2 separate regions of the Homo sapiens genome follow, and region 2 is linked to region 1. The links are chromatin loops, found by intact Hi-C in ENCODE. Cell type or tissue: PC-3. All regions are shown on one strand. Each heading gives the region's core, and the rest is flanking DNA. Links, peaks and the distances in the headings are about the cores only.

Region 1 (16,609 bases), core at 3,199-11,198:
TACCACCTTGTTATCTTCATCCAACCACTTTGTCTCTCTGGATCTCAGTTTCATCTGTTAAAGATGATCTTTTCTTTTTAAGGCTGTAGTATTCCGTTATATGAATATACCACATTGTCCATTTATCTGTGATGGACATCTAGGTTGTTTACACTTTTGGCTGTGTGTGTGTGTGTGTGTGTGTGTGTGTGTGTGTGTGTTTGGTAACAACAATTATATAAATTTATTTATGGGGTACAGTGTGATGTTTTAATCTATGTATATACCATAGAAAGATAAAATCAACCTAAGTAACATATCCATCATCTCAGCTACTTATTTTTTTGTGGTGAGAAATACATTCTTTTTTAGCAATTTTGAAGTACGTATTGTTTTTCTGACACGTTACAACATGGGTGAACCTTGAGGACATTAGCTATGTAAAAGACAGACACAGAAAGACAAATGTTGCATGATTTCACTTATATGAGGTACCTAGAATGGGCAAATTCTTAGAGACAGAAAGGAGAACAGAGGTTATCAGGGGCTGGAGAAAAGGAAGTTCAGTTTGGGTGATGACAAAGTTCTGGAAATAATAGTGGTGATGGTTACGTAACTCTGTGAGTGTTGTGATGGTACTGAATGCTACTGAATGCTGTCCCTAAAATTTACTATTTTAACCATTTTTACGTTATGTATATAGGAAAAGAAAGGGGAAGGAAAGGAGAAAAGAAAACCAATAACAAAATGATCATTCTTGATTCTTTAACAACTGAAATTCTACCAAATTCTACTAGAATCACTCTCACACTGAGTGATTTGGGACAATCGCCCCCTTTCCATTTTTTAATCGCTAATTATGACTCAGAACTTTTTCTAAGCTTCACAACAGTAACATCCCAGAATTCAAGTTAAGAGCTAGATCTGCAGCAAGGTGCTCATCCTCTCCTATCAGGGTCCTCTATTGGTGATTTCTCAGGTTGGTTTTCCCTTACCAATCTCCCTTCAAAAGGAGGTAAGTGGCTTTCCCACATGTAACAGAAGTAGTACTTTTAAAGTAAGCAAAAAAAAGTCAAAGAACAAACACACTCTAGTTTCCTTAAAGCTGTGCTGCAATAACAGTCTTGTGACATCCCCTCCAAGGATATAATGAAGCTGTTGTAATCACTTTATTTCCCCATTTGGATGGCAGTCCTTAACCAACTCTGCTTCCCAGCAAAAATCAAATTTAGAGGAAATGCATTTGAACTTCACAATAGTTATGCAGAGTTAACTGTTTCAACTTCTGAAACAAGGCCTCTCTTCCTGAGGCCATGAGGCTAACCGTAGAATGAATCCAATCATTGGCCAGATGGGAAGTGTGAAGGAGTAGAATGTATCACTCCCTGGAATACTGTCTTAGGAGAGCTCAGGTATCCAAAGCTCATTTGAGATAAGTGCCCCTCCTACCACCACTGTATCTGTAGCACCCATCAGAAAGCTTTCTGCAAAGAACTGTCTGTCTAGCGTGATGGGGAAAGGTATAAGCCTGGCAAGTGAATCAAGAAAAAGCTGTTTACATAACCGTAAGTAGCACTACATTCTGAGGTCTCTTTTTGGTCCTTCCAGACTATATACACAGTTAAAAATGGTAAAACATAAAGCACAACTAAATTAAATCTGGCATGAGCAAAATATCTGAGAATTTGCTAATACTGACTCAATTTGCACAGGTCCCTCAATTGCTAAAGAACATAGATCCAATGGGTTTATACTTGTTCAGATAATGTGGTGGAAAAGATAATGATGATAACCACAAAACTAATAAAAATGTATTAAACAACAGAAACTATTCTTGAAACTTCTTTATATAAACATTCCAATAAAAACTTTTGGCTGCTCTAGTGTGTTTATTTCTTTATTTATACAAGAATAAAAGAGCGCTCTTCAAATGTTTTGACTAACAACCTTCCTCTAGAGAACTCTTTAAAGAGTCAGGACATATAATAATTGAGCCCAAAAACAGACAGGATTTCCTACTGCACATTTCCAGGACAATTCAGTTGCTTTTTATTGCTGTTCATATGAAGAAACCACTGCTCTCAAATTTTATTCACAGAAATTACATTCAATCCAAAACTTAATTGTTTACAATATTTTCTGTATGCAATTATAATATGGAAGTACTGGTTTCTAATTAACTCTTTCAAGTCTTAAAGACATACCAGAAAAAAATATATGATATAGGAAATCTGTTTCCTCTTGTACTAAACCAGGATAAACTGTATACATTGGTAATGTTATGCTACCTCCACAGACAAGGCTCATTCTGACTTTTGAGTAAAATAGTAAAATATAAGAGATAAGAATTGAAGAAGGCAGGCAGGCAGACGAGAGAGAAAATGGTTAACACGACTTACGTTTCTCTCTCAGACAATGAAGTGGTTAGCAGGAGCAAGCTTACAAACCTCCAGCAGAAGGCAAGATACAGAGCTGAGGTTTTAATTTGCGGCAAACACACAATGAGATGCCAAGTGGGTGGTACTCCTATGAATCGGGGGTGGGGCTGGGGATGAGAGGAGGGAAATAAGGCAGAAGGAGCACTTACTCGGTTAGAAGCTGGTGCAGCTTGTGATAGCCTCGCTCCAAGGCCAAGCTCACAGGCGTCGCCCCTTCCTGGTTGTGGATACTGAGAGCTCCGCGGCCACCTGGCTTCTGCAACAGGAACCACGTCAACCTCAGCAGTCCCAGCCGCACAGCAAAATGCATCAATGTCTCTCGCGGGCCAGCATCTGTAAATGGGGGAGAAAATGAACGTAAGTGAGGAAAATATAAAAACAAAAAACAAACAAACATAAAGACAAGTTATGTAAACACCACTGCCTCCAAGTGCCTAAGATTGTAAAGTTAAGCTACAACATACAGTGTGAACAGCTTTATTGTGGCCAGGTAGAATCAGCCCTCAAGTAAAGGCAAAACAAAGCTACAAAAGCATAGAAAGTATAGGAAGCAAAATCTTCAATCGAACACAGTCCTGCAAAAGAGAATCAGGACATTTCTATATTCTGACTTAATACACAGTGTTTGTTCAACCAATTTCACAGGCAGGCATATAAAGGCGACCCATACACACGTTCTTTTACTCAAATAATAATAACAGAAGCAAATGCAGCCCCACAACATGAGGTCCAAGAGGGAATAGCTGTTGGGACTTAAATGGGTGTATCATAAATGGTATAATTACTTTTTAAAAGAACACCCAGACAGGAGTTGGCTAGTTAAACACTAAAAACAGGTTCTGCTTGTTCAGTACACATGGGTCTTTTTATTCCTACACAATAAGGGCAAATCAAATTTCTGGCACTGCCAGCTTTATTTATTTGTTTAATGAGAGGAAGAAATGCATCTCCTGGCACAATAAGGAAGACTAACTCTAAGACAATCCACTAATAACTGCAGAAAGGAAAACGTTTATTTAACTTGAAATAAAGGCTCCCTCTTAGTAAAGTGAGTCACTCTGAAAGTGACAGAATGAGGAAGGGCTTGTAGTTAGACAAATCAGGGTTCGAATCTGGCATTTACCATCTGTGTGACCAAGCGTGATTCATGTAACATCTCTGAACTTCACTTTCTTCATCCCTAAAGTGAGATACCAACACCTCACTCACAGAGGTGTAACAAATGAGAAGAGGTAGATGAAATGCTAGTATTATGACTGGCTGTAGTAGACATTCATTAAATCCCAGTTCCTCTCTGTTTCCCGGCTCTCTTCACTGTCCTCTTGGACATCAAATTACATTCAAGGTTCACTAGCAATACTCTCTTCCTTCAGCAGTCCTCAGTGCCCAACCTAGGATGACAGGAGCTGAGGTCTTTGCAGGGATGCCACATATAGCCCCACAAGGCTGTACTACACTTAACTCCAGGGAGCTGGGAATGGCACCCTGAAGTTGTGCCTGCCTCAGCTTAGCTATCATCTCTTTCTTCATGGCCTCCCACGGGTCTAAACTTCTTCACTAAGCACTCGGACTTTTTGGACCCCAGTGGTTTTCTCCTTACTGTGAAGTCCTCAAATGCTTCTATACGTGAATATCACAAAGGAATGAACAGATTTTTGAAGCTGTGATTTTACACTGAATTACACTGTTTCCAAATGTCATCTGTGTATTAGTCTGGTATCCCTATTTCCAAGGTAAATTTCCTTGGAAGCACAATTTTTCATATTGTATATTTTCCCTACAGAACTGTATATGCATAGACCAATTCAGGATTTAAAGGGTGTTTAACCAGAGGCACATGGCTGGAAAGATTATGCCCCAGAAGCAACAACTACATGTGCAGGTACAAATTTTAATAATCAACACCTCTGCGCAGATGGCAAGGCCAGACAAAAGGACAAATAGAATCCTCACAAAAGATCAAATAGCACCATCTAACTTTTGCCTTACAGTTGTTCTGACATCCTTATCAAGAACAAAGAGCTAATGAGGCACTAACTAGGAAATACCTGATTCTTTAGAGGCTAGTTATTTCCAACCTTGAAGCAGCTGTCTCTTTACCACCCTCCCACAACCACTCTTCTGATTTGTTATTTGTTCTGAGTCAGCTCAGCATTTCAGTAGAAATCCCAATACTACAGCCACACGCCTGCTCAGAAGCTGATGCCCTGACTTCTGCACTACATCCTCTCTCAATTTCTGAAAGTCTTAGCAACTGGTACCACATCTGCTTTTGTGTAGACCCTTTCTGAGGATAACAGATTAGGAGAAAACAATGTAGTGCTATGCACCATGCACTGGGCTAGGCAGTTTATGTCAACTTTTTCCATTCTATCTTCTCAGTAACCCTATGAGGTCTGGTTATCTTCATTGTGCAAATGAAGGCAGATTCATAGAATTAATAGCTTGCCCACAGTCAGATCAGGATTTAAAATCAAAAGTTCTTCTGTCTTGCATTAAACAAACAAACAAACAAAAAACCTTTTCCATTACTCCACCCTGTTTCTTTTTGCTAGGAAATAAAACCACAAATACAAAAACAAGCAATCATACAAGCAAGCTAAACTAATGTGGTTTAAAAAGCACCTTTTTATGTTTTCTTCCAACATTTTATTAACTTTTCCAACATACACATAGTTCAAAGAATCACACAGCAAATAGCCAGACACTCACTCAACAACCTAGATCCTACAATTAATGTTTTTCTATATTTGCCTTATCACATATATATCCAACGATTCTTCCTTCTATTTCCCCATCGATCCACCTTATTTTTATGCATTTCAAAATAACTTGAAGATATCAGTCCACTTCACCCCAAAATACTTCAGCATGCATATAATTAACTAGCATTCAATATGTAGTTACAATTTTAGGTGATTTATATACAATGAAATACATATGGTATAGTATACCCATTTGATAAATTTTGACAAATGCATATACACGTGAACCCAAATCTGTACCAACATATAGAAAATTACCAATATCCAAAAAAGTTCTTTTGTGCCACTTTCCAGTTAATCCTCTCCTCCTCATTCAGAGTTAACCATTGTTCTGAATTTTTCACCTACATTAGTTTTGCCTGTTCTACAACTCCATATAGATGAAATTATAGAATATACACTCTTGTGTAAGGCTTCTTCGATGAGCATGTTTGAGATTCATCTACATTGCTGCATGTAGCAGTAGTACATTCTCTTTTACTGCTGAGTAGTCCACCGCATGCATATACCCCCAGTTTTAGGTATTCTCCCATTAATTTCTCACACATTTTTATTTGATTCAGGGGTCATGTGAATTAGGTTTGTAGAAGAGGCCAAGGTGCAAAGGGATAAACGAATATATGAATTTAGTTTCCTTTAGTCTGTGTTGTTTTAAGAGCATGAAAGCTTCCATCACTGCTTTCTTCCTTTTGTGTTTAAACTGCAGAGCTCAATCATTTAGGATCAATCTCTGTTCCCTTTTCTCTGCATCAGTACTCCTCTGTAATCTGAGTTACTCAACTTCATTTTTTTAGATCACTAATGGCCTTTCCTACAGTGTCAACTGAGTCCTTTGTCCCCAGTGTGAATTAACTGTGCTTTAGGATTGTGGATGGCTGCATCATTTTTGCCAACTCACTCCCCTTCCATCCTTGTCGTCATAATAATAGCTTTGCCGCAGATGTAATTAAAGCCCCTAACCAGTTGATCTAATAAGGGAGGTTATCCTGGATTATGTGGGCAGGATAATCCCACTGCATCAACTGGAAGGCTCTGAAAGCAGGTCTTAGATTTCCCCTGGAGAGAAGGGATTCCATTCCACCTGTGGAGGACAGCACTAGCCTGTGCCTGTGGAGCTCCATCCTGCCCACGATCTTCCCTTCCTCACGTGATATTTTGGCCCATGTTGGTGGACTGACTTTTGCCCATGATCTTCCCTCCCCCTCCTGCCCTACAAATTTTGGACTTATTAGCCCTCACAATCAAAGGCGCCATTCCTTGTAATAAATCTCAACATATTATTTCTCTTAGTGGTTCTGCTTCTCTACTTGAACACTGACTCATAAAACCTACTTTTCTCCTTGCTGTCTCCTTCTCTAATTTCATAATAAACCTGATTTTATTGAGCTCTTTAAAGGGCAAATGGGAAATATCATCTACATTTTTTTGTTTCTTACAGAAAGCATACTCAGAAAATCTTCCATCTGAATACTTATGATACTTTTCCCTTTTCTTTATGCTGTAATGTTATTCCATAGACCCCATGTTGGCTGGTTATCCTGTTTAACCATACTTAATTGGAAAGATCTCTGTAGGCTTAGCCTCTACCCACAGAGAAGGAAGGCAGAAAATGTCTCACATCCTGCTTTCTATTTACTTATATGCTGGACACACCTGTCACACACCTTCCCTCAGATCTGCAAAAAAGTTGATGTGCCTAGTAGGCATTCAAGCATGATGAGCCTGCTAGAGGGTTGTATCTTTTATAAATGGTCAGATTCTCTAAGTAAAATGTTCTAAGTTCTGAGATCAGTACAATAATCAAGGACTACTCTCCTACCCCATCAATCCCCCCAGCAAGCCCAGCTTACAGTACTCTTTGAATCTATACCTATGATTCCAAAATCACCATTCTTTGTACTATTCTGGACTACCTCTTAAAAAACCTAAAGTCCCACATGATGCAGGAATTCTCAGCTGCATGTGAAAGGAAGGAGAACAGGCCACTGTGAGAAAATGCAGTTGTGGAAAAATGAGACCTGTAACCTTGTAACAAAAACAAGGTTTCAGAGGCAACAAAACCTTTTGGAGCTCAAGTCCTACCACTACTAGTCTTGGGATCAATAAATATTAATCTTCTGCCAAGGGGAAAAAAAAACCACTAGCAGTTTTAAAATATGTTGTTATTTTCTTTTCAGCAGTGATGACAGCTGAAAAAATACACAAACACAGGCCAGGCACAGTGGCTCATGCCTGTAACCCAGCACTTTGGGAGGCCGAGGCGGGAGGATCATGAGATCAGGAGATCGAGACCATCCTGGCTAACATGGTGAAACCCCGTCTCTACCAAAAAATACAAAAAATTAGCCTGGCGTGGTGGCGGGCACCTGTAGTCCCAGCTACTCAAGAGGCTGAGGCAGGAGAATGGTGTGAACCTGGGAGGCAGAGCTTGCAGTGAGCTGAGATCGCACCACTGCACTCTAGCCTGGGGGACAGAGCAAGACTCCCTCAAAAAAAAAAAATACACAAACACTAATGTAGCTACGAAAAAATATTTATGAAAAGCTATCAAGGCCGGGCGCGGTGGCTCAAGCCTGTAATCCCAGCACTTTGGGAGGCCGAGGCGGGAGGATCACGAGGTCAGGAGATCGAGACCATCCTGGCTAACACAGTGAAACCCCGTCTCTACTAAAAATATAAAAAATTAGCTGGGCGTGGTGGCGGGCGTCTGTAGTCCCGGCTACTCGGGAGGCTGAGGCAGGAGAATGGCATGAACCTGGGAGGCGGAGCTTGCAGTGAGCTGAGATCACACCACTGCACTCCAGCCTGGGCGACAGAGCGAGACTCCGTCTCAAAAAAAAAAAAAAAAAGAAAGAAAAGCTATCAAACACTCTGAAAGGAGGTGGGAACTGAATCATCAAATGATTATGGTGGGCGACCTATTAACCAATATCAGATGTATAGAATTGGGAATACACAGGCTGTTCTTACTGCAGTTTTTCCTAAACCTGTCTTCCACCTCTCCACCCAAATTTCTCTTTGAGGGGAGAATTCTTGCCCCCAAAGATGATCAGATCTCTTTTTCACTTGGTTATACAATATCATGAGTAAATAAGAATGAAGATTCCCCCAGGATGTTTCTCCCTGCTTCCTCTAGAGCAAGTCTGCAGTGGGCCCACCCTACATTACCTGGGAGTTATGCTGACGGCTACTGCACAAGGGTCTCTCAGGGAAAACACCCCCCTAGCTTACCATTTTCACTAACCACCGAGCTGAGAAACTAAGTGAGACTTGGAAAACTCAGAGAAAAAAATGTCCTTACCCCACCATTCACGCCACACCCAGATGAATCCTTATCACCTGCATTTAAGGCAGAACTGTGGCAAACAGTACAATGTGTAGAAGCTTGTTTATATAATTAGGGATGAGAGAACATTTGGAAGATTTAAAAGGACAAACTCCCTCCTGTTCATATTTAAAGTGAAGATTAATTTTTGTAACAAGTAAAACATCAATGTTTTGTGTCTCCAAATGGTACATTCAAAATGAATAGCTTATAAACTAGCACACATTATCAGAATACACTTTCCCCCATTTCACAGATGAGGAAATTAAGTAACAGAGAGATTGAGTATTTTGCACAAACTCTTGCAATGAAGCCAGGATGCAAACAAACTGACTCCAATGCCCCTGCTTTTCCCACTTTGTAAGAGCAAAGTTAAACCCAGAATTCTTAACTTTATGCTCATGCCTGAAGTTCAGGGAGACTTAAGAAATTTATCATATGTAAATGTGTGCACATAGGCACCTATAAACATTTTTTTCTGAGGAGAAATCTGAGCAATTTCCAAAGGAGTCACTGACCTGAAGAAAGCTAAAAAGCACTGCAACTAAACAATTAAAACAGTAGGAGGATTAGCCATAAATCTTACATAAACTACTTTGTCTAAGTATTAGGCTAGAATATCTCTAAACATCCTAGCTTTCAACAGCAAGAAGTCCTGTTATGTAACAAGGTGCCTTATTTACCTGTATTACCTCAGGCATCATGGTTACTTTGTACCTTTCTCCTTTAAATACCTATTTAAAAGTATTTATGTGCAACTCATTGATGTGAACAGACTATTCCATTACATTTGTCCCTCAACAGCAGGCGTGATGAACTCTTAACTGATGCTTCTCTCCCTTACTGTACCCAGTGTTCCCAGATTCTAATCATCAATTAATAGAACAATTTAAACTGCAGAATGTGAACTGAGCACAGAAAATCAGATTCCTCATCCCAGTTGTTGACTTAAAGACACTTCTATCAAGTCACTTGCATGCATTTCACCTTGCAAAGTATACAACTTACACAATTTCTTTTGTTATTTTATTATTTTAAATATATGTACAATAAAATTCACCTTTAGGGGATGTACACTCCTATGAGTTTTAACACATGCATAGATTCTTACAGCCACCACCACGAACAAGACAAAACAACTCCAACAACCCAAAGAATTCCCTCATGATACCTCTTTCCAGTCAGACTTCCCCCACTCCCAGCCCCTAGCAACTACTCATCTGTTCTCTTTTTCTATAATTTTGCATCTTCCAGAATATCATATAAATAGAATCACATAGTATGGAACCTTTGGAAACTGACTTCATTTTCCCGCATAATGCATTTAAAACACATCCAAGTTGTTGCACATGTCAACAGTTTGCTTCTTTTTATTGCTGAGTAGTATTCCACTGTATGGATATATTATAGTTTGCTTCTGTATTCACTCAGTGAGGGAAATCTGGGTTATTTCCAGTTTTTGAAGATTATGAATAACATTACTATGAGCACGTCCGTGCACAGACTTTTTGGTGACTACAGATTTTCATTTCTCTAGGATAAACACCCAAAAGTGGGATTACTGGGTCATACGCTAAGTGTATGTTTAACTTTACAAGAAACTGCCAAATATTTCTAGAGTGGTTATACATTTTGCATTCCTACAAGCAACATATGATATGTTCTTCATCTTTGCCAGCACTTGGTATTCTTCATCTTAGCCATTATGATAAATGTGTAATGATATCTCATTGTGGTTTTAATATGTATTTCCTTCCTCAAGTGTTCAAATTTGGTTTGGCCTTTGTTAGCACTGCTTGAGCAATTTTGTGCAACAGAAAATTTACCAGTACACTGACAGTACAAAAAAAAATTAAAGCTGGCCAATTCCCTCCTATTAAAGACAAGGAAGTTAAGGCCCAAAGAGAGGAAGTGGCCGGGCACAGTGGCTCACGCCTGTAATCCTAGCACTTTGGGAGGCTGAGGCGGGTGGATTGCCTGAGCTCAGGAGTTCAAGACCAGCCTGGGCAACATGGTGAAACCCCGTCTCTACTAAAACACACAAAAAAGCAGCAGGGTGTGGTGGCATGTGCCTGTATTCCCAGCTACTTGGGAGGCTAAGGCAGGAGAATCGCTTCAACCCAGGAGATGGAGGTTGCAGTGAGCCGAGATTGCACCATTGCACTCCAGCCTGGGCGACAGAGCAAGACTCTATCTCAAAAAAAAAAAAAAAAAAGAGAGAGAAAGAGGAAGTGATATGTCCAAAGTTTCAGATGTTTGCTTTTTCTAATAGTTGTTTTTAATCATGGCAACATAAAACTATCCAACTCCTGGGCCCCTCTTTAAACAAGACAAAACAAAACCATAAAACACCATAAGCCCCACAAATAACTAATGCAGTACTATCTTGACACTGATTTGTGAAAGGCAGCCAGAATAAACATTCCTGTATCAATACAGAAATAGGAGGAGCTAGAGGTATTAAGGCCCATCACCAGGTTTATATAAGGCATGAGTGCCTTTTCAGAATGTCAAATATTCTGATCTCTAAATATTAGCAAGACAGAAGTTTCTTGGACACTATACTTAAAAAAAGAAGAAGAAAAGGATAAATCCTTTCTTCCTTGATTTGATACTTCCTTTCAGGTTTTACCTGGGCAGGACTATCCAGGTAGAATCTGACAGTATGCACCTGACAGTATGGGACACCGTTCTGACGGCTGACCACAGGTTTAACTGTTAAATTTAGTGTAGATTTAAGAGAATCAAAGCTGGCAAAGACCTCTTTACCATTCTTCCATGGAAGAAGACAAAATTCATCTGAGTGTAGAAACTAACTATGCTATGGCTCAGGCCCCTCTGGGTATTTCTCCTCAGGAACTGCTCACCTGTGGGGAGAGTGACTTGTGGTCTGCTTACCCAAAATAATTCAATACTCAAGGCTGGGTGGACTCTACAGGGCAATGGTGTGACTGACCAGCTCTTTCATTGAAGACATAGAAAGTACAAGCAGACCCTTCTGGCAGGAGCTCTAACATCAGGCTTCCAATCTAGATTTCATCAGTAATAAACATTTTGGTTTCTATCTCAGGACTCCCAAATCGTTCAATTGGACTTGAACTCAGAAGGGAAACTGGATGTTACTTATTGAACTCCAGGTACACATTATGTTTCATTAAAAAATATCTATACAATTATGACATCAAGTAGATGTCATTGGCTACTAGAATTATGTGGGAAAACCCTTGTTTGAGTAAGAGGACTTACTATGTAAATATTTTTGAAAAAGTGGAGTTCTGGCCGGGCGCAGTGGCTCATGCCTATAATCCCAGCACTTTGGGAGGCCGAGGTGGGTAGATTACCTGAGGTCAGGAGTTCGAGACCAGCCTGACTAACACGGTGAAACCCTGTCTCTAATTAAAAAAAAAAAAAAATTTGCTAGGCATGGTGGTACATGCCTGTAATCCCAGCTATTTGGGAGGCTGAGGCAGCAGAATCACCTGAACCCAGGAGGTGGAGGCTGCAGTGAGCCGAGATCATGCCACTGCACTCCAGCCTGGACTACAAGAGTGAAAGCCCGTTCTCAAAAAAAAACAAAAAACAAACAAAAAGTCCTTTCTTCAGTGAACTCTCATAGGGAGGGCCAACAGATAAAGTCAGTAAGAGTGACACTAACCTGGTTAAGGAAGTGTGTGGTTTCTCAGAGCACACCCTGTTCTCATGCTCCTCCCACTCACTGCCCAATCTTTCCTCTCCTTCACTTCCAGGCTATCTTTAGAGAACTTCAGAATACAATAATGAAAACCATGTCTTTGATCATTAAACACCAAAAAGTAACTCTGCTACTCTCCTCATGAAGAGCATGTCACTTTCTACACTTGAGAGATCAAATCTGAAATCCAGACCCACAGGAAGGTGACGTGCCACTCTCCTTGGGTAATCCCTAGGGTCATTTCGCTGCAACAACATGCTTAACAGCTCAATTGAAGAACCTAGAAGAGATGCCATTGAGGCCACTTTCCTACAGTAATTCTAAGATTTACGCAGCCTCTGTGGAAGACCTGAATATGATGACCATAGAAAAGTAGCCCCATTAAAAAAAAAGTAGAAATATCACAAACTTAAAGTGTGTTTGTAGATCATATAAATTCTCACCATGCAAACTCTGATCTGTCCCCAATACATTCCACTCCGTGGGCAGCTTCAGGTGCCTGAATGCCAGCACCAACTTCTTATCAAGGGAATTCACATCCCCAGATGGGGGTCCTGACTGGTCAAGAAAACGGGTAAAGTTCAAAGCCTGCTGATTTCCAGCACTGGTTGCTAGGAATTGAGCTGCATCATACGCTTCATCCTGGACGAAATGAAAGTCTTCTTCAGCCACCACAAACACGGGAAGGCCCTCTTTGGAAGCACAGAGCTGCACCTTCACTGTTTCACAACAATCATGACCTAAAGGAAACACAGGCAGCAAATAAAACAGTATTAGAGCCTCACTGCTGAAAGGACGCTAGTGGATCCTCTTAGCTCTTATTTCACGACATACAAATTTCTCCTCCTAAAAAACACCCCCTCCTTCCTCTTGAGCTCTGACAGCATTTTTCCAAACTTCTTAAAACTCCATTTTCAGCTTTTAACATTATTTGCAAATATGAATTCCCTTAACAAAAAACAAAAAACTTTGTATCCCAGCTTTCACCATGCCTATAACATGGTATCTGGAACCGAACAGGCTCTGAATGTCAACAAGGGCTATTCAATTTGAACATATTTAAGAATGAAAGCTGAAGGACCTTCAAGGCATAGCATATGATGGAAAGTCCAATAGCTACTGAACTAAATTAGATCTGAAAACATAACAGGAAAAAATATCACTCATACAAGTTATATAGCAAGAATTTTACAGATTCACTAGCACTTGCTTTATTATCACGATACAAAGGCTCACATGATGAAGCACTTGGAAAAGTACATAATTACTTGATTTTATTTTACTACTATGAGCAATCCAAGGCCTAAAAAATAAGTAATGATTTTTGTTCTCAGATACACATTATTTCCCATCTCAACCACTAATGTAATGAGGACTTCAATGAAATTACCTGGTTTGCATGAGGATAATGCAATGCTGTGGCTGGGAGCCCAGTTCAGGAAACGCAAACATGCCAAGGACTCCATGGTGCCCAGTGTACAGACTGGCAGGCACCTCAGGAGTGATGATTGGAGGCAGAAAACTGCATGCCACTCCAAAGAGTTCGGCTGCAGACAGGTCAGCAAGATTTAACACCACGTGTCTATGGGTAAGACCTTCTTGGACAATTGGGCTTTCTTTTGAAATTTTAGCCTCACAGAATTAAATATTTCCAATATTCAGAATATACTCATCACAATGAACACTATTTCCCCTGTTTTCACACACTGATCTCAAATAGCCAGAACTATGCTCCTATCACCATCCTTCTCCCATTATCTTTCTGATGACAGAAAAGAAAGTAGAGTTAATGTTTTTGTTTGGGTAACGCCACTTTGTGCTCTGCCTGATTAATCATGGGCACCCATGCACGTGCCACTTCCCTGAATCTCTAACACATTCAGACTGCTCTTCTACAGCTAAGGGCATGGAGGGAAACCCTCTACATGGTCCCTGCGACTGAATTTCCATACCACGGGCACAGGCCAACAGAGGTTTCAGACTTGGAATGAACTAAGCTTTCTGCTGTCTTTGAAAGAGACAATGTTTCTTCCATGTAATCAGAATAATAAGTAAGTTAATTTTCCACATGCTTTTTTCCCAAGGGCCTCCTTAAGCCCTCATCCTGTGGCAAGAGAAATCTCTCACTGCTGTGTAATTTTAGGGTGGTAGGAAACATTTACCAAGCAAGTACCTAGCACACGCCAGGCATCTGACAGTCATCTCTCCACAACAATTTTATGAGGCATGTATTGTTCTCAATTTATAGATGAGAAACTGAGACTTAAAGAAGTAACTTGCCCCATGTTACACAGATATTAAGGTGCAGAATTCATTATTCAGAGTCGAGGCTGATGCCAAAGGACATGGTCTATTATATCAGGATGCAAGGGTTTTGTATCACATTGCCTATAAACAGGGCAATGTGTTTGAAGAGGAAGAAGGCTAAGAGCTAAGTCCCTGCCTAAGAGGAGCCTAACACTTGGAATGATGGGCTAGTTTAACTTTTAAGCAAGAATAATTGGTTCATGAACCATGAAGATAAGTCTTCACATGAACACTGAATCCACACGATACTCCCACTGCCTTCCAAGTCGAATTCTTTCTAAGAAGGCTGTAGCAAGCTGAAGCATCCGCTGCCTGGTGTGTGTGTGCAAGTGCGAGCACGTGCACATGCATGCACACTTTATAATAATGTATATGCGGTATTTATGCATTTAATATATGAAAGAGAATTAGGGGAAAAAAGCAATATTTCTTTGAAGGGCAGCCAGCCTAACTACACAGACATCAATGTTAGCAGAAACAAGCCAAATGATTCAGTTAGTAAGATTTGTCTATTTTTCTAGCAGAAAATGTTTCTTTTAAAATATTCTCTAACATCTGACTCAGTTTTGTTCAAGAGCTAAAAGCTAGACATCCATCAAGTCCAGGCACTATGATCAGAAGGTGAAGATGAGTAAAGTAAGGAGTCTCAACTCCCCAGAGATTTACGGTTCATAACAGAGAATCAAGTTGCAGATAACTGCAATGAAGTCAAAATGAGAGGAGTTCTACAAGAACTTTCCTATCTAAAATACCTAAATATCTAAATACAGTGCAATCTGGGGAGAGGAGTGGTGCATTCCATATGTGGGCAAAAGCAGGAAGATTTCACAAAGGAGATGGCAATTAAGAAGGACTTAGGCCAGGCGCGATGACTCATGCTGTAATCCCAGCACTTTGGGAGGCCGAGGCAGGCAGATCACTTGAGGCCAGGAGTTCGAGACCAGCCTGGCGAACATGGCAAGACTCTGTCTGTACTAAAAATAAAAATTAGCCGGGCATCTGTAGTCCCAGCTACTAGGGAGGCTGAGGCAGGAGAATCACTTGAACCTGGGAGGCAGAGGTTGCCATGAGCCAAGATCATGCCACTGGACTCTAGCCTGGGAGACAGAGACCCTGTCTCTAAATAAATAAATAAAATCTAGAAGGGGCCTCCTAAATTCTTTATTATTATCACCCAAAACACCATATATAGCCTCACTTAATTTCCAAATAAACTGATGGTGGATGGATGATGAACGATGGATGGATGGAGTGATACGTATGTCAGTCAGGAGAACTGCTTTAAAGAAGAAATGCTGTGGTTCGTCAACAGAATCAATATATAGCATTGTCCCATTTATCCAAAATTAAGCTAATCTGTAAACTTCTGAAAGTCCTTTGAGGTAGATATGAATAAATGTCAATAAATGTCAAAATTTCACAATTCAATGATGATGATGATGCAAGTAATCTGAGATCCAAATTGAATTATGCCTTCAAACCTTAAATTTACAGTGCCTTAGAAGAGAGATTACACTATGTAAAACAGAATATCCACAGCCCTATCCATTTAACCAGTCCTTTTCCTTTCTTATTGATCTCCTTCCTCAGGCCTATGCAAAGATGAGAAACCTGAACCCTTGAATCAGAAAGGGAGTCACAATACCACTAAAAGTAAACACCATTCACACAGCAAAGAGCCATGGTGAAGCAATGCTACCTTACCCAAAACTGTGAAGTGCCAAAGTAAGTATCAGCACAGAAATTTGTCCCGAATTGCTAAAATGACTGTTTACTCAGGCAGAATGGGATGAGGGCGAACGACAGGGAGAGAAACAGAACAACGCGGGATGGGTGTGTGTTGGGGCGCGGGGGTTGTGCTTGGCAACAACAGTATGCTTATCTCTTTCTGCTGCATTAGCAGAGTTTGTTAGCAGGTGAATGGATGGATGTGTGAGCTACTGTCAGCTCTGTGTATAACTAAAATCAAACTGTATAACCGAGAAGGCAGAATGTCAGAAATAGCCATGAAAGAGATACCTGAGAAACTGTCCAATTGTTAATCCAATATTTTCCCTTCAGACACGAATTCAAAATCTGAAGAAGAAACTATGAATCATCATAA
Region 2 (16,609 bases), core at 5,577-13,576, 53 kb before region 1:
CAGAGTACAAAAAGTTCAATGATACGATTTCAGATTGCATACCGAAAGTAGCTTTTAAGAACCTACTGTTTGTCAATTCTGATCTAGTATCAAAGAATATCACAATTATTTGAGAAAACTATTAAGGTAGTTCTCCCTTTTCTAAGCATATACCTGTATTTGCTTAATTTTCTTTATATACTTCAACTAAAACAATATATTGCAATAGGCTTAATGCATGAAAGATGTAAGAATCCAAATATTTTATATTAAGTCAGAAATTAAAACAATACCACTCCTCTAAATTTTTTTGTAGAAAAGTAATTTTTTGTAGAAAAAATATCTTTATAAAAATATAATTTTAATAATGATTAGTTTATTGTAGTAAATGAATTAATAAACATTTTTTAAATTTCTCAGTTTTAACTTCTAATACAGTAAACATTTCTAGATATAACCTATATAAACAAAAGCTCTTTGGGGCTCTTAATTTTTAAAAATGTGAAGAGATCTTAAGACCAAAGAGTTTGAGAACTGATGGGTTATAAGGAATACAAGAATAGCTGGAAGAAAAACACACACACACACACACACACACACACACACACACACACAAAGAATTCAGGTGAGAGAAGATGAGAGTATGAGTTCCCTAAATTGGCAGTTTAATGTGATAAGTTAAATTTACTGTCTCAGAGAAAAAAAGCTTTTCTTATTTTGGGGGAAAAGGATAGAATCTTGGGTGAGAGCTTTCTAACTTAACAGACTATATGAAAGCTAATGCCTTTAGTTATATGTGAGATTAGGTCTAAACAATTTCATAACATTATGAATGATGCTGGTGAATTAAGAGTAATTACAGCAAGAACAATAAACAGAGATGGTTTTCTGAAGGGCAAATAAAATTATTTAGGAAAAGACTTTTGATGACCTATGTGCTAATGAAGTTAACTGAAAGGTACTTCCTAAGGGACTATATGGCTGAATAAGTCTCATTGCATTTTTGAAAGACCAGGGCAAATGGTAAACTGACATGAGTAACTCTTTTTAATGCAAGTTCCTGAATTATTACTCGGATTAGTGCCCATTAATGTACATTTTAATACATAATAGTAATAGATACCCTCATAACAATAATTCTGAGCCATCAAGGATAAATTTTGCTCAGCATTTAAGAAGTCAGCCAAGTACATGGATATTTTAGAAATATAGTGTAGCAAAGGTGTCAAAGTAGAAGATCTGGCACGTAAGGCTTTACCTCCAGCTATCTGACTGCCATTCCAAAAAGATTAACTTGTCACAGGTTCTACAGTGGAAATGTTCCAATAATTGTAAGAGGGTCTTCCCACTCCTGGGGAAAGTGATATTAGGAAGAGCCACAGACACAATGCTAAGGAATGGAAGGTAAAAACGTGGCAGAAGAATTTTATCTCCCTGACAAAGACAAGTTGTTTCTTCAGCTCAGTTATTCATTGTGGTCATCAGGACATAAATGCTTTTTGGGGCTGGGTAGGGGAATATATTCCTTTAAAAGGCTATCTTGTTAAATTTAAAATTAATGTCATGCATTTGTTAAATCTTTTAATTACTATTTGTTTATTAAAAAGAATTTCCTAAAGGAACATTTGTGTTGTGAAAATGGATGTCAATATTTAAAGTCCTGTCTACTACATTAAAAATGGCCCAGCAGTGCCTCTACTTAGCAGCAGCTGTTGAAATTTCCTCCAAGTAATTGTGTATATCTAAAAGTAAAAGCCTGCTTTTAAAAATATTTAACAATTCGTACTTTTAATTTATTTAGATTTGTGCTATTATCTTCCACCATTAGACTAAACTAGTTGGTTATGTGATAAAACGCTTTTCAGAGGAAGAATAGTAAGCTAGCCTTTTTTTTTTTTTTTTTTTAAATCTAAGCTATTCCCATCTTCCCCATTCTATGCTGGGGTGATACACCACAAGAAGTTACAGGAACAACTGCTAAAAGAATTAAACATCTTGGGCCTTTACACAGCTGTTGCCATATCATGGCTTTGGTGCATGGTCGGTCACAGATGCTGTCAAGAGGCTTATGTTTAGTTATCCTTTTGCTTCCCCAACCCCCACATTAAAGGTCTCCTTCACCTTCTCTGTCCTTTTTGCTACCTCCCTTCTTCCTGCTCCAAGCTCCCACAAACCAGCCTTAATAAAAGAGGAAGGATCAAGGCAACACTCCACATCAGTCATATTTCAGGGCAGCTTGATGTTTGTTTGCTAATAGATGGTTGGTATTATCTAACCAATAGGGTGACTCCAAGTTTTAAAAAACAGCAAGACTAATTCAGAAATAATATTATTTCTTAATTTTTTTAAAAATAGAGATGGGGTCTCACTTTGTTGCCTAGGCTGGTCTTGAATGCCTAGGCTCAAGCAATCCTCCCACCTTGGCCTCCCAAAGTGCTAGGATTACAGGCATGAACCACCTCACCCAGCCCAGAGATAATATTCATAAAAGGTATGCATTATTTTGTTTTTATTTAACCCCTCTTCCTTCCCAAAGAGTTATGCCAAGAAACAGACAAATGGCAGTATAAGTTCCCATTAGGAATAAAACAAAGAAAACTTGGCATTGTTAGGCACTGATGAGCTTCCCACCTCCCCCCTTCTGGGACAGCTAGAAGCACAGTAGCTCCCCAAGATGAGACCAAAACCAGTGAGTAGGTAGAGATACACGGTAACTCTGACACCCAGGAGCAAATGTCAATCACCTGAATTCACTACTGCCAGAATCACTTAAGACCCTCCAGTGGCTACAAAGAAACCTGTGGGGCTATGACGGGTGGGATGTGCCAATGACAAATTCTATTCTTTTTCAAATCCTACAGAACACAGTCTTTCGATTTAAAAGCAAACCTAAGAGCACTTGTCCACATTATATTATATGCTAATCTTCAAACAATATTTCTTCTCACAGCTTGCAGGTACTCCTTTTAATGCGTTCAGCTGCAACAGCCACTGCAGGAAAGTTCCATGTCAGGAAAGCCAGGATTTAAATCCTTTTCCTCACTCAAGGAGGAAAGAGCAGGCTCAGACAAGGGAAAAACAATCCACTGAGCTTGATGTGAAGCAGATACAGCACCAGATTTCAGCACTAATGAAGGAAGAGGGCCAGAGCTCTATTTCCCTCCTTTCCATCATCCCATTAGGGAAACCTAATGACTCCTGGGAAGGAACATAGCCTATTGTGTTGACTACGAGGGTAATAGGGACAGGAACTGTTTCATAGCAAAACAATCATGATACACGCATCACTTTCTGGAACTGGAATGAAAAGTCTGACCCCCTATTTTAAGGCAAGCAATGCTGTCAACAGGGAAAATCCTTTGAGTGAAACATTTCAGCAGAATTCCACTTAATGCCTGATGTTACAATGCTACTAGAAGGGAACAGTAGAAGGGACAGTGGTGTAGATAGGCCTAAACAATGGAAAATTCCTTCTCTGAGTTCCCACGACCCAGGTGTCAACTCCTGGTTCATTTCTTTGTTTCTCCCAATAGAGCTTCTTGAGGGATGAAATCTGTCTTATTTTACCCACCATGGCATCCCTGGTTTCTATTACAACGTTCAGCATACAAAATAGTACATATTTGCAGATTAAAGGCTCAATTTTGCTTTGGAAATGCACAAGAGTAACATCTCCTGGAAGAAGGGACTATGTTCCAACAGCATAATTTACCGTTGGAATCTTTGCTACAAATGTTTAAAGTAAGGGATTCGTGCATGGACATATGTTTTTTCCATGCCTCTCCCGCTGACAAGTCAGTCTGTGGCTTCCCACAGTTTCTGGCTTTCACGGGGTGGAATGAGAGAAAAAATTCCTGAGCCTCTTAGAGAAAATGTCCTGTTGCCCACAAAGTAGAGACTGCACACTACACAGGCTCTGATGCTTCTCATCATGCATCCTCTCCAGAATGGACCAGGCCTAGGCCCAATTGCAAGAGGCCTGTGGGTGGCTGAGGTGGTACCCCTTGGTTCTTCTCTAGCCCAGCATGGCAGGGGGAGTCCAAACCAACCCATTGTCTTCAGGCCCCTTGATTCAAGGGAAAAAATAAACACAACAAATTTTTGGTAGCAAAACAAGGAGGAAGAATGACAAAGAAAGAAATTAATGATGTCAAAAATAAAACTGAACATACGACATTTTCCTTGAGTTATTATTTTCATAGAAACCAAAAGATAAAGAATATTGGAAAGGGGATCTTACAATTCTGCTTTTCCCAGAGCGACCAGGATCTTACCCTAAGGAAGAACATGACAAGCAGAAGGCTCTTCCATTTTTCACATCATTCATCTGCTGTCAGAAAACGCTGGAATTACACAAACCTGGATTTCACAGTGATTCATGCAGGCTTACTGGGTTGGTAGGTAACAATTTTCACTAAATTTCAAGGAAGGTAACACACAACAAGCACACCCAAAAATAAAGATGCCATGCTCAGGAAAGGAGAAGGCAACAGGAAGTGGGAATCCTCAGTCTACCCAGATCACCCTATACCGTGATCTGCCCATGGCCCAGCCACAAGCCTCCAAGTATCTGTATCAGAAGGCAATTTGCTAAAAGGAAGTACTGCAGAGTCACCAGTGCAGCAGATGCACACAGCTCATCAACCACAACAAAGGGATCAAGCGTACACATTCAGCTGTATCCTTCCCATAATTTTTCTTAATGTATGGGGAGTAAGGATTAAAGGATTTCATAAAGTAGAGGAAAGTCACTGACCAGTAAAGATGGTCCTATTTAAGAATTTCCTATTTAAGAATCTCCAGCAGAAACACTGGAGAGGTTTCCAGTGTGCCTCTGGCTTACCATGTGACACTGAGGAGCTTACTTCAGTGACAGGTGATGTCTAAGACAGAGGTGGGCAAGGAGAGGCTCCTGGGCATCACAAATGATGGCAGGCCCTTTGAGCATGCTAGCTCTTTGGGGACTCCAGTTCCTTTCTTGCAAATTAAAGGGCACAAGCCTCATGCTCACTAAAATTCCTCCCTAAACTAATATTCTATAATGAGAACAATTATTTTTGGAAGATTTTGGATTCCCATAGTTATAGAATCTGGAGTATAAATAGAAAAGACCTCTAAATGGTTCCATTACAAATTTTTTGATCACATGCTGTTTTTACATAAATCAAAAGGGAACAGGACATCTCCAGTTCAAGTATGTTTTTCTACTAATCTATCTTTCTTCAAGGGGATTCCAAGCAATAAAATAATTCATAATTTTTAACTACTTAGCCTCTCCACCATGTTTTTTTTCTGCCTCAGAGAAGGGGTTCAGCAAAAACTTCCCAGATGTGCCACTCCCAAGGTACTTCATACTCTACACAGTAAAAGAAACATACACATACACACGTATCTCACATAAATGAAAGCGCCAAGCCAAATTTATCCTTTCAAATACGTATTTAACCATAAAGGCCAACTGTGAAGCTATACAATTTACCCCAATTATTCCTATTATAATTAGTTCAAACTGTTAGAGAAATCTTTTGCAACCATCTTCAGTACAAACACTGAAATCACATGTGAAAAGTCTGACTCGTTTTTATACCTCCATAACCCCAAATTCCAACCCCAGAGTGACTAGGTTTTTTATTTTATTTTGAGACAGGGTCTCATTCTGTTGCCCAGACTAGGGTGCAGTGGCATAATCATGGGTCACCGCAGCCTCCACCTCCCCAGGCTCAGATGATCCTCCCACCTCAGCCTCCCAAGGAGCATGCCACCACGCCTGGCTAATTTTTGTAGTTTTGGTAGAGACAGGGTTTTGCCCAGGCTGGTTGCGAACTCCTAGGCTCAAGCAATACACCTGCTTCGATCTCCCAAAGTGCCAGGATTATAGTTGTGAGTCACTACACCCAGCAACTATGCTTTCAAAACTCTTAAATATATATATGAATACTAATGACTCAGTCAGGAGCAAATGCCAACTACAGAAAAAGAAGATCAATACAATAAACATTTTGGCTTACTCTGACTTCTGAGTTAGGTTTAAACTTAGATATTTTAAATGTGCTCATAAGAGTATTCTCTGCCCTGAACTTTATGAAAGGCATTTTCACCATCAACTAACTTTCTTTGAAGACTTCATATGTACACTTAAGACACTGTCCCAGTTGCTCAGGTCCACAGCAGTGATAGGGTTTTGGGTGTCCTCAGAATGGAAGCAAAATGTCTACATCACTGTATGAAATGAAAGAGGCAGGAAGGGAGAACACACACTTTCAATGGCTGAATGGAAATATTTAAACAGAAATACTACTTGTTTCAATTTCCACATGGTTCATATACTACTGAATACTTCCATTTTTCATATTCTGTGGTAAATTTTATGTTTTTCAGTCCTAATGAAATTTCTTTTTTTAACCTGGATTACTGCCAGATCAGTTACCTTGCAAACTGATGTGTCTCTGGCAATCCTTAGGCAATTCTATGATCTTCGAAGGGCTGAGCGTATTGTGAAAGTAAAAAAATAACTACAAGGCTGGAAAGCATATCAATGGCTCCCTGAAGCTATCCCTGTTCTTGCCAATAGACTATTGATACCACCTGTGGTACAACATGGGTCTCACCAAGGAAACACCATTACGTTTCAGACAGGCACTTTTCAAGAAGTATTCCTCTCTCTGATCTCCTATAGCACATTAATGGTATCTGATAACATGTCTCATATACTGCATTCATGTATTGTGATTATATCTGTATATGTTTGCTTTTTTAAATTTAACTAGATTCTAGGTATGCTGAGGGCAAAAAGGATACCTAACTTTCAAAAATTATCTGGTATTTGGCAGGGTGCAGTGGCTCATGCCTGTATTCCCAGCACTTTGGGAGGCTGAGGTGGGAGGGTCACTGAGTCCAGGAGTTTGAGACCAGCCTGGGCAACATTGTGGAGACCGTGTCTCTACAAAAATTTAAAAATTAGCTAGGTGTGGTGGCTCGCACCTGTGGTCTCAGCTATTCTGGAGGCTGAGGTGGGAGTATCACTTGAGCCCAGGAAGTTGAGGCTGCAGTGAGCTATGATCACGCCACTGCACTCCAACCTGGGCAACAAAGTGAGACCCTATCTCTACAAAACAAAAACAAAAACAAAAAAAACCCTCCAAATTTGATGCAATAATTTGTCCAGGGAAAAATAATCATTTAATGTTTACTAAATGAATAAATGAATGAAATTAAAGCCACAGGCTAATATCACAAAATTGAGCAGCCTAGGAGACTAGAAACATCTGAAATTGGTGACCCTGAAACTTTTTCTGGATAAAGTAGACAACTCCATATATAGTGGACAACTCCGTAAATAGTGTACACATTTACTCTTCTGGTGGTCAACTAGCGACATATCACTAGACTCTTGTTAAAATCCACAATCAAAACCTAATATGGAATATCTAAAACTGCCTAAATTGTAGGTACCCAGGTAGATCCCTGAGGTGGACCTAGGCCTTTCTCAAAGATCAAATGACATCTCTCTTTTAATTTTCTACTATGGAAACTTTCTCTTTTACAGGCAAAAACAAGCAGCTCTAAGTCATATTTATATCAGTAAGCAACACAGAACTTAGAACTACAAGCAATACATAGTTTTTTCTAAGAGATCACCTATTGGTAGCCCTTCCAAATTTACTGGTAGAAATAATGGCTACGCCCAAGCCTATATTTCTGATACATAATGCATATATCTTCATTCCCACAGTGTAAAAATAATATAATATTCTTTAAAAACTTCCTTAGAAAGGAGAATTTAGCGTCCATTTCACTGAAAGTTATCTTTTCACAAGCACCTATATGTTTACCTGTATTTTAACACTTGAGAATATGTCTGATTTACTGGTTTAATAATTGCCTTTCCTACTAGAATATGAGCCTTTGAATGCAGAGACTCATCTACTTTCATTTCAGCATATCTGAGGCCTAGCACAGAGTTCAATGAACATTTGTTGAACTGAGTACTGAATAAATTAGTACACCCTTGCAGTAAACATAAAGTGACATGGAAAGTTAAATGAGTACCACTGTGGCCTGATATAACTGATAGCTTCTTCCAAGACCATTTAAAAATCATTATCTAAAATCACTCATTCATACTGTCTTAAGATGGGCCTAATAATTCTGAGTTACTTTAAAATGAGATTAGAATTATATCTATTGCATTTAAAATGCCTATTATAGGCTAGAATTTCCTAACTCTAGTTAATACAAACAACCTTTGTAACAGGCATCAATATCCCAAATTTACAAATGAGGAAACAGCCTCTAAATAAATGAATCAAAATTATTCAGCTGGTAGTTGGCAAAACTAGGTTAAAACCCTAATTCACTGGGCTCCATAATCTTTCCCTTATACTTAGCTATTATCATTGGCTGTCAATATAATACGAATGAACAAAAGAGAAATGAGTGTAAGTAGTAGACAGAAAGAGTGGTAAGACTCAGATACAGTTATTTTCACTCAAGAGGGGGTGGCATGAGACACACATCCCCTCTAAAATGCACATATGACCTATGATTCAGCAGTTCTATGAAAGAAAAAAGCAGATTCTAATATAATTGATTTTAATATCCCAGAACAAAACACCTTGGAAAACATTTAAGACAAAAGTGATTAGTTAAGGATTGGGTTAAAGAATGTGTGATTTAAAAAAAAAAAAAAAAATTCCCACATGGTGGCTCACACCTGTAATCCTGCACCTTGGGAGGCCAAGGCAGGAGGATCACTTGTGCCCAGGAGTTCAAGATCTGCAACATAGCAAGACCCTGTCTCAAATTTAAAAAAGAAAAAAAAAATCCCTCATGATTGTCCTTTTGGTCCAAATGTAAGATATCCTCAGTTTTGTTTTTGGTTTTCTGTTTTTTTGTTTTTTTGTTTTTGTTTTGAGATAGAGTCTCATTCTGCCTTCCAGGCTGGAGGGCAGTGGTGCAATCTTGGCTCACTGCAACCTCCACCTCCCAGGTTCAAGCAATTCTCATGCCTCAGCCTCCCAAGTAGCTGGGATTACAGGGGCGCACCACCACGCCCTGCTAATTTTTTTGCATTTTTAGTAGAGATGGGGTTTTGCCATGTTGGCCAGGCTGGTCTCGAACTCCTGGCCTCATGTGATCCACCTGCCTCAGCCTCCCGAAGTGCTGGGATTACAGTATTTTTTAAATTATTCTAATCATTTCATAATCACACACTGGTCAAAAATTAAGAGCTGGAAGAAACTAGAGATTAACCATTACACAAAGGAGAAAACACAGATCAGAGAAATTAAATAACTTGCTTAAGGTCACTTAAAAATGTACAACTAGATCATTAAATTATACCTTTACATACATTATCTATGGGTAGTTTTACACTAAGTTTATAGTTTTGCCACTTGTGACTTTATGGTCTGGGGTTCTCTGAGGTACTTCTTTTCCACAATTGTATTAAAAATTTGTATTAGGAGCCGCTGATAATTTCCTGGAAACTCTCCATTTCAGAGGAGATACAGAGAGTCTCCAAAAAATCTACATGAAAAAAACTGAGAATTAAATTTTGTGTGGTTGATGCTAGCTCTAGCTTTGGACCTATATGGGATAATTTAAGGAGAGCCTGCCTCTCTTACATGCCAAAAATGTATGCAGATAAGACTTTCTGGCAACTCAGAAAGTGGGCAATTTGCCTTTCCCTAGGTGACACACACACCACAAAACTATGTGAATATGATGGCAGAAACATTTTTAAAGGACCTTTTTAAAAACTGACAACTATTAAATAACAGGGTGGGACGTACAAGCCATTTTGAATATCAGCATTATAAGTTGTTGGATTAGTCACCAAATAGCCTAGAGGCTGTCATATTTTCCCACGGCAGCTGAGCATGAAGTCTGTGAACAGCCACACAATACAAAAGCTTTCAACCAAATTCCTAGACTAGGGATGGAAATACAAGTTCGCCCCCTTTAGACAACAGAAAGAAAACAGAGTGTTCCATTAAATATAATAAAAGGACATAGTTCAGGAAGATATTAACAGGCAATATTCTAAGACCAACAATGCCCTTACTACAGTCCTGAAGAAAAAAACATGAATACTGTTGTAAAAATAACTAAGAATGGAAATTCAGTTAATTTGATGTTTGGCTGTATAATTGCCAAAAAAAAAAAAAAAAAAAAAGATCATGGTTCTGATTTTAAATGCTTTCTTGATTGAGGAAGGTATGTTAAATAAAGAGTAGATTTTCCCAGTAGCCTAATACTCAACACATGGGATTTTACAGTTGTCCTTGAACATAGTTGTTCTTGAGTGTTTGACTGTTAGGACCATAGGAGCCCTGACAATATATACTGGTTTGTAGAATTAACTGTTCCATACGGCTAATAAGCTTATGCAAAGAGCATTCAGAAAAGGAACTATTATTGAGATACTTCAATGAACAGATGCCCCAGGGAGAGAAGGTCCTTCCTAATGAACTTGGCCATATCTTGAAGAGAAAAGATCCCTACAACATACGATATTGGTTTGCAGTACTGGGACATACTATGAAGGCGAATGGTGTCAGACGGCCCTCTTTTCTGAACTTTTTCTGAACTTAAGTATTCAATGTCATCTCCTGCTTGCCTCCAGCATCTGGCTCAATATCATATCATTCTTTAGGAAATAAAAGGCAGGTCTAAAAAATCTTCCTAATTTCTGCACCAAAAGCAAGCATTTTGGAGAAACATCATCTTAGTGGTATTTAGTTGCAGCTAAACAGATTATAGTAAGAACATGAGACTTAAAGTATATCAGCTTACATCTTAAAATGGCTAAAGGAGTTTCTCCAACTATTACCAAAAGCATGAAAGTATAATGCAATGGCTTTAGAATTTTAGCATGCATTAAGTATCATTCAGGGATGCTTGTTTAAAACGCAAAAACCCATCCTAAACCAAGTGGATGGGACTTCCCAAGTGTACCCTCAGATGATTCTTCAGGAAATAGTATAATGGGAAAAATTATTCACATAGAAATTGGGTTCTAGTCCAGCTGACAGTTAACTAGCTGTGAAACAAGGTAAGTCATTTAACTATCCTGAATCCATTTCTTCTCTTATAAAGCAAAGGTGCTGGACTTCAGAAAATCTTTAAGGTTCTTTCAAATTGTAACGGTCTCAGAAGCAAAACAAGTTCCATGTCTTTCAATTTCAAATTAATGTAAGAAACTATTCCTGAAGCTTTTATAACATGTTCAAGAAGCAGTAACTGAGTCTGAACCACCATATTCCACTAGTTACTAAAATAAGTGAATAGCATATTGTAATCTGAAGTTACTAAACTAATAATAATACTAAGCTGTACTTATTTTGTGCCAGGCTCTGATCTAAGTACTTGATATATATTAACTCACTAAGGAAAAAAAGATGACAACGAAAGGTAATCTGAATACCTTCAAACCAGTAAAGCATACAGGTGGAGGTAATGATGAATATTAAATTGCAATGGGCATTAAAACTTTGGCTAAAATAAAATGATAAAATGATTAATGGGAATAAACCACAATATGTGTAAAGTAATAACTTTGCCTCAAAAATTGTGAACATTTTCACCCCAATAAAGAAATATCAGTAAAGACTATCAAGAAATCTGCAGCATTTAACACATACCTGTGTTTTCTCTGAGAATATAAGTAAACGAATGCAGATACTGTCTAATTCCTTCATGAACTATGATTTTCAGCACTGGACCTTTAAAGTAAGGATTTATTTACAATACATGTGTCAAACAGGTTAAGGAATGAAAAATTACTCCTCAGTTTGTATGACAGATAGCAGACTAAAGGACTAAAGAAAACAAGAACTCAGCTGTAGCTTTTTTCTTTAAATCCTTGGTAGTGCCACTCGACAGAGGTTCTTATGCTCTGACCATTACACGTTTAGAGAATGTTACAAAACTTCCATAAGAATTTAAATGGATTATTTACATTTATTAGAAAACTGCCATAAATTTACCATACTACTGGTTTTGAAGCCGGTAGCAAAGCATAAGATACAGGAATTTGTTCTATTTTACATTTGGAGAGGATGATTCAATGATTCAATGAAGCAATGACTGGCCTATTCCCAAGGCACACACATAGACGGGGTATGTGGCAGAAAGATCAGGTTAAATATTACACAAATGCCACTCCTCCCTCAAATATAATCATAGACTCTAACCCTTTTCAGCATGAAAACAGACTCTAGAAGGTTAAAGCTAGAGAATGATTAGAGACAAGGAAACTGAGCCCTAGAGAGGCTGTCAAAAAGCTATTCAGGAAAGACAGAACTTGATCCCACTCCCAACCTGTAGTTTAAAAACCAGAGGTTTCACCACAAAACAATTTAAGAAATCTGCTTGCTTCTTTTTTCTTTTCTTCCACTGGTGCACAAGTATTTATTAGGCAGGGGCTCACATGCTATTGCCAGTGGGATATTAACTCTTTTTTACAGCCCATGAAAAAAAATTAAGAGTAGGCTTTTTTTTTTTTTTTTTCAAGACAGAGTGTTACTCTGTCGCCCAGGCTGGAGTGCAGTGGTGCGATCTCGGCTCACTGCAACCTCCCGGGTCAAGCAATTTCTGGCTAACTCTTGTATTTTTTTTTTTTTTTTTAGTGGAGACAAGGTTTCCCCATGTTAGCCAGGCTGGTCACGAACTCCTGACCTCAAGTGATCCGCCTGCCTCAGCCTCCCAAAGTGGCAGAATTACAGGCATGAGCCGCTGTGCCCGGCTGAGATTTTACATTTTTTTAATGGCTGGAAACATAATTCAAAACAATAATATTTCACGACACATGACCATCACATGAAATTCAAATTTCAGTGTCCATAATAAAGTTGTATTGAAGCACAGTGACACTCCTTTGTTTACATACTAGCTACAGACACTTTCATACTCACAGCAAAGCTTACTAGTTTTAAGAGACCATATGTCCCACAAAGCATTTACAAAATCTGTCCTTTACAAAATGTTTGCCGACCTCTGCTCTCTTTCCCCATCCAGTGAAAACCTATATGAATATAGTATGTGAAGAGTTAAATGGGAAAAATTAAAGTGTGTGTCTGTTTTATCCTTTCAACTCACAGCAAATAAGGCAAGTTTGTCAGAGCACCACGGAGAAGAGTTAAGTAGTCAGATTTCACATCATTATAAGAATGCTGTGAACACAAAAACTTCCTGAATTTAGGCCTGCAAATCCTCAAGAACTGAAAATCCCACTGACATATGCTTTCCCCAACTCTACACGGTGGAAGCAAACACAAAGCATAAGGCATTGATATCTCGCAGCTAGAGATAAATTACATGGTTCTCAGGCTTCTTATAGCAACTTTACCAATCAGAGCCCAGGTTTCTTGAGTCAAGGAGGAATCGCCCTGTTGTGTAAGTCCCAGATTAGAAATCAAACCTCAAACTCTTCCAGCTGCCTTTGGCCTCAAGCTAGTCATGTGACTCTCCAAGGGTCTATTCTTTTATCTGTAAATTGAGGTATGCTGACCAACCAGAGGAATATTCACTCTCTCAACTCTTAAAACTAGAGAAAAAAGGAGAAGAGGAAAGGGACTGAGAGAGGAGACCTTTTCTTTTCTTTAAGTCATGTTTTGTTTTCTTCTTTATAGTAGACAAGATACCATTAGAATAGAGATATCCCTCATCAGAAAGCAAAGGGTCTAGAGCCAAGTACCAGCCTGGATTCAATGACTCTAATCACTACAATATTAAAATGGAGTACTAAGAAACAGAGGTATTTGAATTCAAGGATGTGAGTTTTTTCCTTCCCTTTCTAAGGGGCTTCTGGAAACAAAGACACACGTACCCATGCAGGGTGTGTTCTCTTTTCTTCTCACAGGGGTAAAAGCAACATTTGTCTGAATAATGCCTGCTTTACAAGTAGCCACCCAGGCATTAGTCATGAATATTATGTGTAATAAGGGCGGGTTAGAACAGTCAGCACCTTCATACCACAGTACTCCAATACAACAAGGTTTGTTCATCACTGTTCATACTCTTGAAACAATCTGGGATAGTCTGTTCCATTTACCTACCGTGAAATTTCAAAAAAACATACCACTTAGTCCTCTGAAGAGTAAAAACAGTGCAATGTCAAGTGTAGCCCAAGGAACATGGACTTTCAAAGGGGCAGCATGAGTAAGTTCACTAACTTGATTTTCAGCTTTCTAATTTTTTTTTTTTGACCACCATGGAATCTAAAGCATAGGGCACTGTTTCTCTCAACAAGTTTGTTTTAAAAGTTAATAGCTGGCTGGGTGCACAGGCTCACGCCTGTACTTCCAGCACTTTGGGAGGCCAAGGCGGGTGGATCACTTGAAATAAGAAGTTTGAGACCAGCCTGGCCAATATGGCAAAACCCCATCTCTACTAAAAACACAAAAAAGTAGCCGGGCGTGGTGACGAGTCCCTGTAATCCCAGCTACTCGGGAGGCTGAGACAAGAGAATCGCTTCAACCCAGGAGGTGGAGGTTGCAATGAGCCAAGATCCTGCCATTGTACTCCAGCCTGGGTGACAGTAAGACTTCATCTCAAAAAAATAAAAAATAAAATAAAATAAAAGTTAATAGCTTTAAACAAAGAAAAATAATCTCAAGACCTTGAAGAAAAATATTTTTGAAGCCAAATAAATGGAAATTACCATATGACCCAGCAACTCCACTAGGTATATAAAAACATGTCCACATAATTTTGTACACAAATGTACATAACAGCATTATTCACAGTAGCCAAAAAGTGGAAACAATCCAAATCCACAAAAAAATGTGGTATATCTATACAACGGAACAGTATTTGACAATAAAAAGAAATAAAATACTGATCAATGCCACAACATGGATGAAACTTGAAAATATTACGCTAAGTGAAAGAAGCCAGAGACAAAAGATCACATATTGTGTTATACCATTTACATGAAGTTCTGGAATGGGCAGTTTACGTACTATCTACAGCCACTTTCACACTCTCACAGCAAATCTCTCTATGGATTTACAGAAAGCAAAAGTAGATTAATGAGCTGGGGGAGGGAAGAGTGAAGGAAAGGCACACTGCTAATGGGTCTGGGGTTTCTTCTTAGAGTGATAATGTTCTGAAATTAGAGCCTTAGTGGCGATGGTTGCAGAACTCTGTAAATCTATTTAAAACCAATGACCTATGCACTTTATTTGATTGGGTGGATTTTATGGTATGTGAATCATATCCCAAAACAAACTATTCTTAAAACAAAAAAAAAATGTTGATTGAACCTTTTATTCTCTTATTTTTTTTTTTTTGAGAAGGTGTCGTGCTCTGTCGCCCAGGCTACAGTGCTATGGCACAATCTTGGCTCACTGCATCCTCCGCCTCCCAGGTTCAAATGATTCTCATGCCTCAGCCTTCCAAGTAGCTGGGATTACAGGCACCTGCCACCACGCCCGGCTAATTTTTTTGTATTTTTAGTAAAAACAGGGTTTCACCATGTTGGTCGGGCTGATCTTGAACTTCCGACCTCAGGTAATCCACCCACCTCAGCCTCCCAAAGTGCTGGGATTACATGTGTGAGCCACCGCGTCTGGCCTATTGAACCTGTTTTTTCATTGCTGAAAACGATATACTTCATAATTTAGACAGTTACTATTGAGCTATAAAGTAAAAATCTCATTTTGGCTATCAGTTTTTATATAAAGAAAGAAGAGTCAGGTTTAAGAAGGGTTTATAGGCCGAGTGCCATGACTCACATCTGTAATCCCAGCACTTTGGGAGGCTGAGGCAGGTGGATCACTTGAGGCCAGTTCGAAAACAGCCTGGCCAACATGGCAAAACCCCATCTCCACAAAAAGTACAAAAATTAGTCAGTCATGGTGGCGCATGCCTGTAATTTCAGCTACTCACAGCTGAAATTAGGCAGGAGGCGAAGGCAGGAGAATCGCTTTCACCCAGGAAGCAGAGGTTGCAGTGAGCTGAAATCACACCACTGCACTCCAGCCTGGGTGACAAGAGCAAAACTCCATCTCAAAAAAAAAAAAGAAAAAGAAAAAGAAGGAAAGAAAAAAAGAAAGAAAAGGTCTATAGATCCCCTTTTGTGATAGCTCAGATTTTGTGACAATTTAAGCTTACTGACAAATCTTAAAGCCTTGTGCTCAAGGGGAAAATGTTTTTCAGCATAATCTATAAGAAAACATGTAACAGCCCATTCCAAAACTTTGCTGTATGGTATATACCATTTATGAAAGCTTAGCTGCAGCAACATAAACACATTTATATAACAGCACAAGAGGGAAGGGGGAAAATACTATTTTGCCCACTTACCCTCAAATAAAAGACAAAGCCATAAATAAGACACAGCAGAACAGGATAAACACATTTTGTGCCCTTATAGACTTACTGATGCCACTTACCGCCTGGGTCATTGGGCCTTGCTTCATCTTCAGTGTAGCAGCTATGCTCCCTACAGCCACTTCTTCAGAAATTGAACTTGCTCTAAAATCCACTTCATCTTCAGCTTTCACGTCTGGCATTTCTGAAAGTGCAGGGGGGTTACAGAGTACATTTTTAAAAACTGATTCCTGTGCCTTACTATTCATACAACATGCTCCAGGTTTCATGTGTTTTGTTTTGCTTTTGCGTT

What was found. Hi-C counts contacts between places; a loop is a spot of excess contacts. Peaks named below come from ENCODE experiments on the same cell type or tissue, not always from the same donor. Only the 100,000 strongest peaks of a DNase experiment are listed, where the experiment ranks them.
Region 2: a loop joins it to region 1, with 2.6 times the contacts of the local background. A loop is called at or near these places in 18 of 110 quality-filtered maps.

The regions. Positions count from the first base shown.
Region 1 is chr15:85,529,913-85,546,521 of GRCh38, reverse strand. It overlaps AKAP13 (A-kinase anchoring protein 13), which reads right to left. Exons shown (of 37, transcript NM_007200.5): 4 at 12,642-12,938; 5 at 2,567-2,750. Among named protein-coding and RNA genes, the nearest start is that of AKAP13, 160 kb to the right of the region's middle. RefSeq lists an enhancer at 12,413-12,492. In PC-3, for the core only: no CTCF peak of the experiment used is centred there; DNase peaks (open chromatin) are centred at 3,331 and 6,821; H3K4me3 peaks cover 496 bases; H3K27ac peaks cover 1,680 bases.
Region 2 is chr15:85,585,594-85,602,202 of GRCh38, reverse strand. AKAP13 (A-kinase anchoring protein 13) reads right to left here. Exons shown (of 37, transcript NM_007200.5): 8 at 16,380-16,501. Among named protein-coding and RNA genes, the nearest start is that of LINC02883, 160 kb to the left of the region's middle. In PC-3, for the core only: a CTCF peak has its summit at 9,941; DNase peaks (open chromatin) are centred at 9,772 and 12,092; H3K4me3 peaks cover 1,704 bases; H3K27ac peaks cover 5,622 bases.